Linked DNA regions of Homo sapiens: region 1 is linked to region 2. Evidence: read pairs that join two places in POLR2A ChIA-PET (ENCODE). Cell type or tissue: endothelial cell of umbilical vein. All regions are shown on one strand.

Evidence for each region. ChIA-PET counts read pairs that join two places held together with the same protein. Peaks named below come from ENCODE experiments on the same cell type or tissue, not always from the same donor. Only the 100,000 strongest peaks of a DNase experiment are listed, where the experiment ranks them.
Region 1: POLR2A ChIA-PET joins it to region 2 with 8 read pairs; 2 of 35 experiments call an interaction of 5 or more read pairs at or near these places.

What each region holds. Positions count from the first base shown.
Region 1 is chr5:71,765,590-71,773,589 of GRCh38, forward strand. No RefSeq gene overlaps it. Among named protein-coding and RNA genes, the nearest start is that of CARTPT, 50 kb to the left of the region's middle. In endothelial cell of umbilical vein, no CTCF peak of the experiment used is centred here; a DNase peak (open chromatin) is centred at 3,882; H3K27ac peaks cover 888 bases.
Region 2 is chr5:72,142,814-72,150,813 of GRCh38, forward strand. The region is part of intron 2 of MAP1B (microtubule associated protein 1B); the gene reads left to right. Among named protein-coding and RNA genes, the nearest start is that of MIR4803, 23 kb to the right of the region's middle. In endothelial cell of umbilical vein, no CTCF peak of the experiment used is centred here; no DNase peak of the experiment used is centred here.

The sequences.
Region 1 (8,000 bases), 380 kb before region 2:
TGCGGGAGGTAGCTTTGGCTTGATGTATCCGAGGAACCCTGGTGGGTAAGTTACCCTGAGAGTTTGATCAGACTCAGGCCAGGGAGCTGGGTTTCATATTCCAATACAAGTTGATCATTGTCTAAGGGCCAAACAAGGAGATGTAAATTCCCAAGTGTTCCTTGTTTTCTGCCTGTTGTGGCAAAGTGGCCTTGTAGCCTGATGGCAGTCCTCTAAAAGAGCCACAGGTATGGGCTGTTAGAAGTAAAGACACACGGAAGCTGGAGGAGTGCACACACACCACACACACAGATCCCAGGAGTTCTGGTTGGAACACGAAGGTGGTTTACACCGTGGTTGCTAAAAATTCTGTAGAATACTGTTGGAGATCATTGAGGCGGTGAGAAGGAGGTGGTGTGGATGACACCTGCCTGAGGAGATTTTCAATGTGGATGCAACAGTTTAATTTTAGAAGATGCCTGATAGAGTGTAGGTAAAGCAAAGAGAACAGCACAGCCAGTTTTAAAGCTTCGGGAGCCCTGCTCACACATGAGTGTGATGGCAATCCATCCAGGGACTGCAAGCTTGGACCCTTCTTGATTATGTTTTACTTACTGACACACATACTTACGAAGAGCTTCTGGAACTAAGTAGCTGCTTCTTTGTGAGTGGGAGGAGGCAGGATGAGCCTTAGAAGTTGCTCCTTAGGTCACCCCTAATATTTACAGGACCTGGGGCCGAGCGTTCAAGGTTAGATAAAATAAGTTCTAACACTTACTTTGACAAATACGCTTTCAAAATAGTCTGGAAGGCCAGGCTCAAATTTTGAATTTTCAAACTCCTTGGAGTTTCATGCTGAAATGTGGTGGCTAGGAGAAGGCTGGGCCCAAGCTCATTGGCCCCCACCTGAGCCCCCTTCCCTTTCCATCACTGTCTCCTTCATTGCAAGCATCTTTGAGTACATGTGTGTGGATGCCCCACCTGGAATGTCCAGAGCCTCTGCAAATAGCTGCCCTGGACATTCTTTGGGCTTGGGAGTGTAAATACCAGTGGTGTGGTTTACCCCTGGGAGGATGCACCTATGGACAAGGCCTGTACAGGTCCTGCAAGCAGGCTTGGGGTTGTTTGGGCAGAGAATTCAAGGCTCTTGAGCATCTAGGAAGTGGTCTAGAAGGGCTCTGGGTGGGCACATGCCCTTGGTCTTGCAGATTCCTCTTGCGGTAGAGACAGACATAATCCAAAAAAATGTCAGAGTGGGGCTTTCTAAAACACAAGGTCCAGGTACCGGGAGATACTGCCGAGCGGTGTGATTTTAAGTCACAGTGAAGCTTATCATGAAGAACTGGACCATGGAGGTAGGGAAAGATGCTACTTCACCAATAGGTCATTTCTCAAGATGACTATCTGGGAAATAAACTGTGAACAGGACACATTGGTCTATCCCTTAAAGACCTGAGTGGATTCTTTGATTCATACTGAAGTAGAGAGAGAATGGGGTCAATTGCAAATACCACCTGCCTGTTAGCTTTCAAGGAGTATGGATAGATTTTGCCTCATTTGAGAACGAGTAAACATCAGCAACACATGAGCCCAGTAAAAAAATACTGCAGAACAATGGATAAAGGACAGTACTCTGGAACCTCATAGAAAGATTCTATCTCTGAAGAGCCTATAGGAACAAGAAGAAAATTACAGGAGATTGTTTAGAATCTGCAATAATAGAATTCAATGAGGCATTGTGTTGTGAAACAGGAACATAACACCATGATGAGACAACAGGCTGAAAGAAGACAGCATGTTGAGATATGGAAGGCTTTCAAGTAAACCAAGAGCACAATAACATGATCAGTACCTAACTGTAAATCAGAATCAGTTATGTACTGAACAAATTTGAGAAGCTTTTCTAGGATGCAGAAAAAAATGCACAAGCAGAAGGAAAGAGAGAAAATGAAACCTCTAACATTTGATTACTTTGTGTTTCTAGGGAAGACAGCATAACACATGGAATAGAAGCAATCATAAAAGATGAAATAAAACCTAAGTTTGCAGGCTGCAGGGGTTCACTGCATTTCAGATGAAAACAGAAGAGATCCACATCTACATATATTCAAAGAAAAATTTTGAATTATACAGATTTTTAAAAAGTCCTATAAATCTATTTAGAAAAGATAATTTATCTGTCAATTGCAGGAATTATTGAGTAGTTTTTTCTCCTAAAAGCACTCTGATGCTATTTTGGGAAACTGACTCCTCTCTACTTGAGTCATTACAATGGAACCATAAGTCAAGATATTTTGTCCTTTCCTGCCAAGAAATGGGAATGCAACCTGAGACTGACAGGAGTGTCTCTCTGGAACTGAAACTTTAGCAGAGCAATAAAATGACAGAATATAGTTGTATCTGCTCATTCATCCTAGTTGCAATGCCATAATGTCTTTTATCACTTCTTACAAATTCTAGGATTGGCCCTTGTTTCTTTTTCAAACCTGTTGGGTTACCTTTTCTAGGTTCTAAGTTCCCCTATATTCTGCTTATAACTTCCACTTTTGCTCCAGTTGGCAAGATACCCTAAGAGAAAGGTAGATTTTTGAGGAGCGGGGAAACTGGCCAGAATGGGGAAAAGGGGGAAAATTCGCTTTCATATTGCGGGTTAGTATCCCAACAGTGTAAAACAACTGTTACGTTCCCTCTATGTGCGCCAGAAGGTGGTGCTCTGAAAAACTGAGTAGCTGATGGCAAAAAATAATTTAAACATTCTGGAACAACAGGGTAGGATGGCTGCTTCTGGTGGCATTGAATAACATAAAGTAAGAGAATAGCAAAATCAGATCTCTAAATTATCACATCAGGCTAATTTTCTGTGGCCTTTCTGTTTGGCTCTTCAAGACTCACAATTACTGATATAATCATGTTGCTGTGGGCATATTTCATATGACCTTCCTTCCTTATTTTATTAGTTTAGATAAGCTGTGAGTGCATTAGACCAGACGGTTTAGCTGTTGGCCATTTTAATGATAGTTTTTTTTTTTTTTTTTTTTTGAGACACTCTTGCTCTGTTGCCCAGGCTGGAGTGCAGTGGCATGATCTTGGCTCACTGCAACCTCTGCCTCCCAGGTTCAAGCAATTCTCATGCTTCAGCCTCCCAAGTAGCTGGAATTACAGGCGTATGCCACTGCGCCTGGTTAATTTTTGTATTTTTGGTAGAGACAGGGTTTCACCATGTTGGCCAGGGTAGTCTCAAACTCTTGACCTCAGATGATCCACCTGCCTTGGCCTCCCAAAGTGCTGGGATTACAGTGTGAGCCACTGCGCCCGGCCAGAGAGTTTATTTATTAATTTACTTTATTTATATTCTACACACACACACACACGGACACCCCTTTACACATACTCCTGGGAAAAATGCAGGGAGCAGAGCACACAATTATGGAGGTTTGAAAATACCTTCTTTTTTTCTTTTCTCTTTTTAGCTACACCTGCTGGAATGGGAGTATTTTTAAATACCTTCTAATGACACCAGCAAATAAACAAAAGTTGTGTTATCTTCACAATCACTATATGCTAGAAGGCTTAAAAAACTTCAGTATCTACAGAATTTGGAGGGAGACAAGTAAAGTTTAAAATAAGCAAAGTTGTCTTTTGTGTGTGATGGCAATAGAAAGTTATTCTTAGATGTGTATGGGCGCAGGAATCACACCATCCACGCTACCTTCTTGAAAAAACTGCTCCAGCCAACCAAGAGAAGCAAACTGGAGAGCTAAATAAGGGCAAGCATGGTCTGAAAGGACTTGTGGTTCTCACCTAAGCCTAATCCCAAACCTAACTGTAACCCTGCACTCAGGACCCCTGTGGAGTGTTTATTTTCAGGGGGATTTTGCAGGCAAAGGTGAAGCTTGGTCCAGCAGTGCTTCCTCAAGCTGCTTCCTCACCCTGCTGCTCATTTCCTGTACCAGGAAATGTGTCTCTCACCATACCTCCTTTGCTCCCTGGTGCAGCTAGAATTTAAAGCTTTGTTTGGTGAACATAGGCAATTTGTATTTTGTTTATGTATTTGCAAACAAAAGTAATCTGTACAGAGGGTAATGATTCAGTGCTGAGAAATAAATACATTTTCCCCTGATTCCACCAAGCAGGATGCTTAATGAAACATAATGAACTTTTTTATTGCCAAGCCGAGTAATGATTTTCTGAGTCTTTAAAACTTATATTGGAGGATTTTATCCTACAAAAATAAAAGAATTAGCTTATAAGGATATGTATAAAGATACACATTGAATGTGACAAAGCGAAGTAAAACAACTTGAATGCCATCAATAGGGAGTGATTGAATAAACTGTGGCATGTCCAGATTTCTAGAATATTACATAGCTACTAATAAGGAGTTCGATTTATATGCAATGACCGATAGGAAAGGCCACCAGCAAAGTACATTGCAGAGAAATGTATATAAATGATTGTATTTTTTGTAAAATCAGAAAAGCCTTTTATTGGTGTGAATATTTTCAGTTGTGTGCATTCATATGAATGTAGAAAAATGTGGACACTAAATTAACATTTCTTGTTTTCAGGAAGGGATAATAGCAGGAGTGAGAGTCACGGGAAAGGCAAATGTTGGGTTTTTCTTTGATACTCAGGATTTTTTTTTCTTGGAAAATAAGCGGCAATACAAGCATGTATTGTTTTTTCAGTTTGAAAGAAATCTGATAGAGTAGATAATAAAGATAATTTATCTTGAATGAAATGACTTCAGTATTTTTTTAAATTGAGAAAGATGAATACATGACCCAGGGACAGAAGTGATGTCAAATTCCTTTGCACATCATTTTCTACCTGTGATTTTCTATCTATGATTTTCTATCTATGATGTGTATCTGCTTAAAAATTACTGTATATTAATTGTTCTCTACTTGATCATTTATATACCATATAATCCAGCCTTTATATGTGTGCAGTTTGGTGATTTTTACTATACTTGGAATGGTGCAACCTGCAAACATCACCACTATCTAATTACAGAACAGTTTCATCACCCCAAAGAGAAATCCTGCACCCATTAGCAGTCATTCTTCATTCTCTGCCCTTCCACCCATCCAGACCTGGGCATCTACTTCTGTGTGTATGGATTTGCCTATTCTGAAACTTCATATAAATGATCCTACAATATGTTGCCTTTTGTGTCTAGCTTCTTTGACTTAGCATAATGTTTTCAAGGTTTATTCATGTGGTAGCATGTGTCACTATTTCATTCCCATTTTTTTTTTTTTTTTTTGAGACGGAGTCTCCCTCTGTCGCCCAGGCCGGAGTGCAGTGGCTCGATCTCTGGTCACTGCAACCTCTGTCTCCCGGGTTCAAGCGATTCTCCTGCCTTAGCCTCCTGAGTAGCTGGGATTACAGGTGCCCGCCACCTCACTTGGCTAATTTTTTTTTGTATTTTTAGTAGAGATGGGGTTTCAGCATGTTGGTCAGGCTGGTCTCGAACTCCTGACCTCTTGATCCGCCTGCTGTGGCCTCCTAAAGTGCTGGAATTACAGGCGTGAGCCACCGCGCCCAACCATTTCATTCCTTTTATAGACAAATAATATTCTCTTATAGTGGCATATTACATTTTGTTTATCCATTCATCAGTTGATTGACATTTAAATTGTTTCCATTTTTTGTCTATTTTGAATATGGCTGCTATGAACATTTGCGGACAAGTTTTTGTGTGGACACATGTTTTAAATTTTTTTTTGTATATACCTAGGAGTGAAATTGCTGGATCATGTTAGCTCCATGTTTAACATTTTTTGGAAACCATCACATTGTTTTCCAAATCAGCTGTGCCATTTTGTAATACCACAAAGAAAGTATGAGGGTTAAAATGTCTTCATATCCTTGCCAACACTTGCTATTTTCTGTTTTTTTAATTGTGGTTATCCTGATGGGTATGAAATGGTTTTGATTTTCTTTATCCCAATGACATGCCGTTGAACATTTAAAATGTTCTTTTGGTTATTTGTATTTCTTCTCCAAATAATTGTCTTTTCAAATTCTTTGCCCATTTAAAATAGTTGAGCTCTTTGTCTTCTTCTTATTGTTGAGTTGTAAGAGTCCTTTGCTCTGTATAGAAGTCCCTTGGCAGCTACATGATTTGCAAATATTTTCTCCCATTCTGTGGGTTCTCTTTTCATTTTCTTGACAGTATCATTTGAAACACAGAAATTTTAAATTTTGATGTAAGTCCAATTTATCTATTTTTTTCTTTTCATGCTTTGTGTTTTATCTAAGAAACTACTGCCTAATCCAGGAAGATTTAGTCCTGTAAAATTCTTTCTTCTAAGAATTTTACAGTTTTAGCTTTTACATGTAGGCCTATGATCCTGAGTTCATTTTTGTCTTTTTGAGATGGGGTCTTGCTATGTTGCCCAGGCTGGTCTCAAGCTCCTGAGCTTGAGATCAGGGATCCTCCTGCCTCTCAGCCTCCTGAGTAGCAGGACTACAGGTACATGTCACTGTTTCTGAGTTAACTTTTATATATGGTGTGAAGTAGAGGTCAAACTTTATTTTTGGCATGTAGATATTCTGTCGTCCCAGCACCATTTATTTAAAAAAAACTATTCTGTCCATATTCAAGTGTCTTGTCACCCTTGTCGAAAATCAGTTGATGATAGGCATCCAGGCTTATTTCTGGACTCTCAATTAATTCTATTGATCTGTTTGTCTATCTTTATGACTGTACCATACTTCATTACTGTTGCTTAGTAGTAAGTGTTGTAAGTGGGAAGTGTGAATCCTCTCAATTTTGTTCTTCTTTTTAAAGATTTTTTTTTTTTTTTTTTGCTATTCTGGGTCCCATGCAGCTGTATATAAATTTTAGGATCAGCTTGCCAATGTCTGCAAAGAAACCAGGTGAATTTTTATAGAGATTACATTGAATCTGTAGAACAATTTGGGAAGTACTGCCATCTTAACAATATTAAGCCTTCCAATCCATAAACAGGGGATGTCTTTCTATTTATTTAGAACTTAAATTTCAGTATACAAGTCTTGCACTTCTTTTGTTAAATTTATTCCTAAGTATTTTATTCTTTTTGATGCTATTGTAACTAAAACTGTTTTCTTAATTGCAGTTTCATGTTGTTCATTGCTAGTGTATAGAAATATAGCTGCTTTTTGTATATTGATCTTGTGTTGTGAAACTTGCTGAACACTTTAATTAATTTTTATAGTTTTTTTGCATTCCTTAGGATTTTCTATATACAAGATCATGTTATCTCTGAGCAGAGATGGTTCTACTTCTTCCTTACAATTGGATATTATCTATTTCTCTTGCCCAGGCAAATTTGTGTTCAGTACAACATTGAATAGGGTGGTAAAAGTGAATATTTTTCCTGTTTTTAATGGTAGGGGGAAAGCATTCAGTCTTTCCCTATTAAGTATTATGTTAACTGTAGATTTTTTAAAAGATGCTCTTTATTGGACTGAGAAAGTTCCCTTCTATTTCTACTTTGTTGAATGCTTTTATCATGAAAGGGTGTTGGATTTCATCAATTTTGTCTTCTGTATCTATCGAGGTAATCATATGGGGTTTGTTCTTTATTCTATTAATATTGTGTATTACATTGATTGTTTATCAGATGTTAAACCAATGTTGCATTCTTGTGATAAACTCCACTTGGTCATGGTGTATAATCTTTTTGTGTGTTGCTGGAGTCAGTTTGTTAGCATTTTCTTGAGTATTTTTGCGTTTATATTGTGCTAGTCTATTTTGCATTGCTGTACAGTAATACTTGAGATTGGGTAATTTATAAAGAAAAGAGGTTTGTTTGGCTTGAAGTTCTGCAGGCTGTACATGAAGCTAGTGCTGGCATCCGTTTCTGCTGAGGTGCTCAGGAAGCTTACGATCATGATGGAAGGTGAAGGGAAGCCATGACAAAATGCCAAAAGCAATTGCAACAAAAGCAAAAAATGACAAATGGGATCTAATTAAACTTAGAGCTTCTGTACAGCAAAAGAAACTGTCAACAGAGTAAATGACCTAC
Region 2 (8,000 bases):
TATATAGGCCGTAGTGCGTAAACATTTTCGACTGTGTTTTTTATTCTATTTCTTAATAGATGAGGGGTGGCATTGAGGCATAGAGTTTTTAAGTGATTTGAAGTCAAGATATAATCATTCTTGGCCCAGCTTCATAGTTCATTCTCCAAAAATAAGATTTTCTAGTTGTTGTGTGAAATCCATAGTGAAAAGTCTGATTGCATAGGTGTCCATATGCTGGAGTTCTAATCATAGATTCTTCTGTTGTGTTCTCTTGTGTGTGTGTGAGTGTGTGCGTGAGTGTGTGCAGTTGCTATAGAAAGACAAATACCAACTAAGTGTAGAAACATCTTTGCACGTATCATAGAGAAGCTGTATAATTTTATCAGGATTCCCAGAGAAGAAAATGTGAAATGTTAGTCCCAATAATTTAGTAACAAAAGAATACACTGCCGTGTTGAGATGCCAAATAGAAAAGATAATATTTAGTGCAATCCAAGTGGCAAACAAATACATTTCCTTTTTAGGGCTATGGGGTGAGGCAGTACAGTGAGGCCTTGTTTAAGTACCCTCAACAGAATCCAGCCTTTTAAAAACCAATTCAAGGTCATCATTATGAACGTCATCCACAATTGAATTATGTCTTTATATTTGCAGTGTCTTCTTGGAGAGGACGTATCGGTTTGCCACCAGACAGAATGATGCCAGCTCTGGTTTTTTAATTCATATGTCTTTTAAAAAACATATCTGTCTTGGTATCCTCCCTCGATATCACACTGCCAGTAGTTTTTTTCTAAACTACCTTCAGTGTGCTTGTTTCTAAGTACTCTTCTATGTTAGTTCCCCAGGGCTGCCATAACAAAGTATCATCAACTGGGTGGCGTAAGTAACAGAAATGTATTGTCTCACATTCCAAGAGGCCGAAGGCTGGTTCCTTCTGGGGGTACTGAGGGAGAATCTGTTCCATACCTTTCTCCTCATTTCTAGTGATTTCTGCCATCCTCCCTCCTTAGCCTCCCAAGTAGCTAGAACCACAGGTGTGCACCATCATGCCCAGCTAATTTATTTATTTTTTTTGTAAAGACAAGGTCTTGTTTTGTTGCCTAGGTAGGTCTTGAACTCCTAGGCTCAATACTTGGCGTACTTGGCTTGTAGATGTATCATTCCATTATCTACCTCCAGTGTCACGTGGCGTGTTCTCCCTGTTTGTCTCTGTGTTTTCTCTTCTTATTCAGTCATTGAATAAGATTCCCACCCTAATCCAGTGTGACCTCATTTTAACTAATGACTTCTATAAAGACCCTTTTTCCAAATGAGGTCACATTCTGAGGTTTCCACGTGGACATTTGTGGGGAATACTGTTCAATCTAGTACACCTTCCTTCTATGTTGTTGTTCTGAATCTGCTGTGGATTGGAAAATCTAGTCACTAAGCTTGTTAGACCTCCTCTCTAAAGAAGAAAAAGAGAGAGAGAGACTTGATCCCGAATCTTCCCTAAGGAGTCTTCCGTCGTATAAAGTCTTTGAGCTGTAAGTGCTTTGACTTAGTGGTATCTATTTTGCCTGCTCAGAGGCTTTCCCTCGCTCTACCTTTTAATGTTTTTTTACTGAATTCAAAGCTAAATTTTAAGTTTTCTTTTCAGAGACAGGATGGTGCAGGGATGCGATCATGGCTCACTGCAGCCTTGAACTCCTGGGCTCAAGAGATCCTCCCTCCTTAGCCTACAAAGTAGCTAGGACCACAGGTGTCCACCATCACGCCCAGCTAATTTTTTAATTTTTTTGTAGAGACGAGGTCTTGCTATGTTTCCCAGGCCGGTCTTGAACTCCTAGCCTCAAGCGATCCCCCCACCTCAGCTTCCCAAAAGTACTAGGATTACAGGCATGAGCCACCATGCCAGGCCCACGCTGAATTTCTCACAGCTGATGCTGCTGGATAAAGAACTTCTGACACATGAAGTGTTACGCTTGGGTCTTTTAAACAGTTTTTTAGAGTGTTGGGGAGAAAATTAGCTAAGTAATGCTTCTGAGAGGTAGTCTAGGCCATGACTAGAAAGGCATGAGAAGAGGCTGCGTGGGAGAGGTACTAGAATGCACTCCTTCTTATAACTGAAACACAGATCCTTCTCTTCCCCTGGCCATCTGAGTTGTAGGAGACTGTTGTTGCTTGTGTGAGATTCTAGAGGGCCCCATCCCTGCCTATCTCTGGTGCTGCCTGTGAATTATACTCTGTTTTGGTGAAAATCACGCTCTGTCCAGCTGTGGGGAGCACTGTCTGGGACAAATTCCCTTCTCAGTTCAGTTTGTTAATAGTTTTTAAGAACTACCTTTGTGCAGATTTGTTCCCTGGACTGTTGAAAGGGAGGGCACTAGTCTTTAAAGACAGTGATAGAAACCCTAGTGGAAAATGCTCACCAACACAGTATGAAATGATAGAAAGATACTATTGGGAATTTGGGATCTCTGGCTTCAACCTTTTTATTTCTCTGCCAAAAGAAAATACGAAACCTCAGAGGAACACAAAGAAAGAGAATGATATTAAGCACAGAATGATTTTAATCTTTGGCAGCAACCCATATGCTTAAAAAAAAAAAAGAGGGAACCGTGTTTCCATTGTCATGCACCTGTCATTACACTGAATGAGTTCTTTTTCTCTCTTGATGGATGGTGGTCTTAAAAGCTTGCTGTTTTTCATTAGCAAAGTGAAATGGGGTGCCAGTGCTAATGCTTTGTCATTCTGATGGAGAATAATACATGAATCAGTGTAATTATTCAGTGTTTGCATAATCAGCAAGATTTTGAAGGGGAATGTTGCACAACTCAGAAGTGGCCTAATTTCACCTGACAATATTCCATTCAGACTCCAAGCATCTCCTTCAAGAAGCAGTGAAGTGTTGGTGGATTTCCTTAAGGCCCCATACAATGATGATGGGAAATTGAGTTGTCCTAAATCACTAGTTAATTATGATATGCCCAGCGGTCACTTGGAGGTTCTTGCTCTAGATCTCAGTTTATATTCATCCCTATTGTTTTAGAAATGTCATTTATTTATCATGCATGAAGCATGACATATTGTTCCACGTGGGTTCAGTAACGAACCACCAGCCAAATCCATTAAATTTCATTGAGGAGTGAAGTAAGACCCAGAAATGTGGGCAATTTGAGAGGAATCCCCCCAGGATGGCTCAAGTTGGATAAAGAGATAGGTCAAAGAAGAGACGCATTGGGAGTGATTTTGGAAAGCTAGGTAATTTTAATTTACACTCTTTTTTTAAAGAGAGTCTCTTTTACAAGAAAGTAGCCTATTAGTTGAGATGTTTTAGGGACCTTTGCAATGCCAGTTGGAAGGAGGGAGACTGAATTTTTTATTAACTCTTTTAAATCAATTTATTCCAGCCCAGCATGACACCAGAACCAAAAAATCTGAACAATGCCCCAGGGCTGGATCTTACAGTGACCCAGCTCATCTAATTTGGACTAGATTGCTTTTTTCATTAAAGCTAAAAATAATGTCAGGCAGGCCACCTTTCTAGTGATTTCTGTGGGTGAATCATGTCCTATGGAGGAGGCCTTGCCTTTCTCAGACGTAGCCAGTGCCATTTGAGTCCGGGTTTGCTCCCCTTTTCTCTGTGAAGCCAGCCTGCGTTGATCTTCATGAGGGGAGTGAACAATAATCGTAGATAACGTTTACTAAATGCTTCCCATGTGCCAGGTGCTGCTCTAAGCACTTTCTGTGTATGCGCCAATGTAATCCTCATAGCCTTCCAAGAGGGAGGCCCTATTATTATCCTCATGCCACCACGAGGAACCTGAGGCACAGCATGGTTAAACAGCATGCCCAAGGTCACACAGCCAGTGAGTAATGGAGATGGGGTTCAGATCCCAGCAATCTGGTCCTCAGAGCTTACTGCTCAATTCTGAAGACCCTCAAATACCACTGGGAAGTTCTTTAACTCAGGAACTTCTGTTTTCCAAGGCAGGACTCCTAAGAACCTTATAGGCTTGAGGCAAATGCATTCCATGTACAGGAAGTATGTGCTTTTGACACATAGCATCAGCCTCTTTCTGGGGCAACTGAAAACTTTTTCAAAAGCAGCACCTCCTTGGCTATGGGATGCAAGGATACTGTCATTCACGTCTGATGGAAAAATACATTTTATCCAAATCTTCTTTTTTTTTTTTTTTTTTGAGACAGATCTTGTTCTGTGGCCCAGGCTGGAGTGCAGTGGCATGATCTTGGCTCACTGCAACCTCTGACTCCCAGGTTCAAGCAATTCTCCTGCCTCAGCCTCCCAAGTAGCTGGGACTAAGGGACTACAGGCCTGCGCCACCACGACTGGCTAATTTTTGTATTTTTAGTAGAGACAAGGTTTCACCGTGTTGGCTAGGCTGGTCTCGAACTCCTGACCTCAAGTGATCCACTCACCTCGGCCTCCCAAAGTGCTGGGATTACAGGCGTGAGCCACTGTTTCTGGCCCAAAATCTTCTTAAAAAACAAAAGAAAATGGCAAAGCCTAGAACCAAGATGTCACCTTTCTCGGTAAAGCTGAATCAGAAAGGCCCATCTTTGTTGCTGGGGCAATATCTTGAAGGTTACCTGTGCCTCATCACTTGCTCTGTAACTATTTGTATTCCAGGTAATATGCGTCACTGGATGAATCCTTTTTAGTGATTAAAAAAAAAAAGAAAGGGGTCTCTACCCTTATGGGGTAGTGAGACATTAAGCAGATAATCACAAAATGCAGAGAAAGAAAGGCAAGCCCCTGGCATAGATGCTTGGTCCCTGGAAGCCCAGGGCAAGGCCTGCGAGGACACGCCCCAGCTGTGCATCTGCTGGGTGATCAATTGGCCAGTATTCCTGTGCCCTCCCAGGGACTACCCATCCTCTCCTCCAGTACAGACAGAAGGTGAGTGGTGTGCTGATGGCCAGCTGGGAGGGAGGTCTTGAGAGACATGTCAGGGGAAAAAATTGGTTACTATTTGATGGAGTGGGCTTGGTGGTTTGTTGCCTGGGAAACTTGCTGACTATAAAATGAACCAGAGGAGGATCCAGTTTGCTGTCTGCACTGACAGATTTACAGACAGGAAAACAAAGCCTTCTTACCGGATCCAAGTTAACATGAAAATTAAAAGGAGTCTATGCAAAGCGGAGTTCAGGACAGTGGTTTCTAAAGTTTCTTTTACTTACACAGGAAAGAAAATCACCCAAACTAGGTGAATGGTAAGTTTCTCTAAATGTCAGAACAATCGATTATAAGGCATTACTCAGTTTATAGCCAATTATCTACATTGATTAAGTATAAATTTCATGATAGTTATGAGAGATATTAAGATTTTAAAAATGGAAATTATTTTATAAAATACTTTTAAAAACCCATCTTTTGCACTGCACTTATGGAACCAAAGAACAGCTTAGTCAAGCCACTTCTGAAACTGTCTTCCATGAAAATTTCACCCTGAGGCTGCACAGGGCTCCTTAACATCCCCTCTCCTTCCTGTCTTCTGAGAATTAGGGGAACAGTCCCTCAGCCCCTCTGTTCATGGAGACCAGCTGAGACCCACAGAAGGGCCCATACCCAGGGAGATCTTTGCTGAGAGCATCTAGGAAATCAGCCACCTGTCCTTGATGTTACCCTGCCAGTTTTGAATATCCTTCTTTTCAAATTAATTGCAGAAAGACCAGGCTAGCTAAAACATTCATCAGAACCACTTGGTAGGGCAGGGGTTGCACTTATGAATGTACAGTTTTCAGAGGGTCTTCCAGGGTAGGACCTGGGAATCTGCATTTTGAACAAGCTCACAAGATGATTCTTCTGTTCATCAGACTTGGAGAGCCACTGCCCTAGGACGTGGATCCACTTGCCACGCACCGAGGAGATGTTGAGGTGGGAAAAGGAAACAGGAACGGGAAGGAGGTGTGTTTGCAGTAATGCAGGAGAAGACTCCTTGCTCTTTAATGCTCTTCGAAATAGCCCAGACCATGTGTTTGGACTGTGTACAAAGGGAGCAGCCACACTGTGGTGTGCTCAGGGAGAGGAGTTAGGAGATGGCAGCCTAACTCTCCAACTTGGAGCATTCACATGGCTGATCTTTCTCCTTGAACTTACTGAGGTTCTTCCCTACTCATTTCACTTAGCTAAGAATTACTACTCCCTCTTCAGGACCCAGCCTTCCCCTTCACCTGGATTAATTTAGGTCCCCTGTTATGTACCCTGCAGCTTGTGATTATCTGCTTACTACCTCACCCTCCATGAGAGTAGAGACCATGTCTTATTCATTGCTGTATCCACCAGCACCTAGCACAATGCTGGCACATAGTGGCTGCCCATTAAAGATTATCTTATTTTTAAAAAAATTGAATATAGTACTCTCATGTAAATCCCTGCACAGTTTTCTGCTCTTTCTAGATTTTAGAAAACTACTAGTTTGGTGCAAAAGTAATTGCCGTTTTTGCCATTTAATGTAGTAGACCACCTCTGAGGTCTTAAGCCTCATTGTTCCCTCAAACTAACTTGGAAAGAAATTTCCTGTTTCTAACTAAATGATTTATTCCCTTTCGGGAAAATGTACTAATTAAGCCTGTTTAAACTTAGGAGGGGCGGTAAGCAAAATCTCGTTTTTCTTTTTCCACAATAGACATTTGTTTCACTGTATGGTCTCATCATCTATCAGATGAGGACTGAATTTTATAAGACACGTTTGGTGATTTGTTGGCTTTATTGAAAAGATCACTAGCTCATTAGTAAGACTCTGGCCCAGCCTTCTAAGGCTGGAGAAGAACTTGATTTTTAAACAGTTTGTTGAGCGTCTCCAGGACACCCTCTGGACAGAGTCTGTTTGCTCAGTGGGGATACTGCTATCCTCTTCTGTCACCCCTCTGTGCTTTTATTCAGAACCATAGAGATAGTGGGCTGATGGGTTGGAAGAGAAAATGGGACGGGGATGAGGGCAGGAGGTGAGGGCAAAAGGGAAGAACTTCTCTTCATTTTCTACTTCCAGATACACCCTATATCCAGGAGGGAGGAAGTGGGACAAATGAAATAGAAATAAGAATTTAAGTGTATTCCTCAAAGCTGGCTTCTCTATGCATATTTGGTTTTTCTTCCTGAATATTGATGTAGCCACTTGAGTGCGCCACTGGGAGGAAAATCCTTAGCAGGATTAAGTTTATTTTAGGATTTGGCTGTGTGTATGTGTCTGAGTGGGTATATCATGTGGGATCTCATTTTCCAGAATAAGAGCTAGGCCTAGGCCATTTCCGCATCTTTTACATACCTAGGTTTTTACCCATTTTTTGAAATTGGGCTGATATTAAGTCCCATTTAGCTTTTACAAAAATAAATATGTTGACTTGGTGTGCAATATAAACAGAATGGCCCATTTAAAACAGCACCATAGTTTCCTAGGTCTTGATATCTGCTATTTTTACTTTATTAGATATGAATTACTGACTCAGAATCCATTTAATATTTTATACCGTTATTACTCAGAAAACCTAATTTGCATTCTTGTCTCTCATGTTTTAAATTTTTCTCTGGTGGTAACTGGCATGTATTAATATTTTAAGCATCACCGACTGGCTGCAAGCCGAAATGACCCCAAACATTCTGGAACTACCTGTTCTGCCTAATTTGCCAGTGAGGGATAACTTAAGCCCAGAGAGGGCTGCATATAGGACAGATTTTTTCCTTAAGCACCCATAACTTTCTTTTTTAACTTTTATTTTAAGTTCAGGGTACAAATGCAGGTTTGTTACATAGGTAAATGTGTGTCATGGGGGTTTGTTGTACAGATTATTTCATCACCCAGGTGTTAAGCCTAGTACCCATTAGTTATTTTTCCTGATCCTCTGCCTCCTCCCACCCTCCACCCTCCGATAGGCCCCAGTGCGTGTTGTTCCCCTCGATGTGTCCATGTATTTTCATCATTTAGCTCCCACTTGTAAGTGAGAACATACAGTATTTGGTGTTCTGTTCCTGCATTAGTTTGCTAAGGATAATGGCCTCCAGCTCCATCCATGTC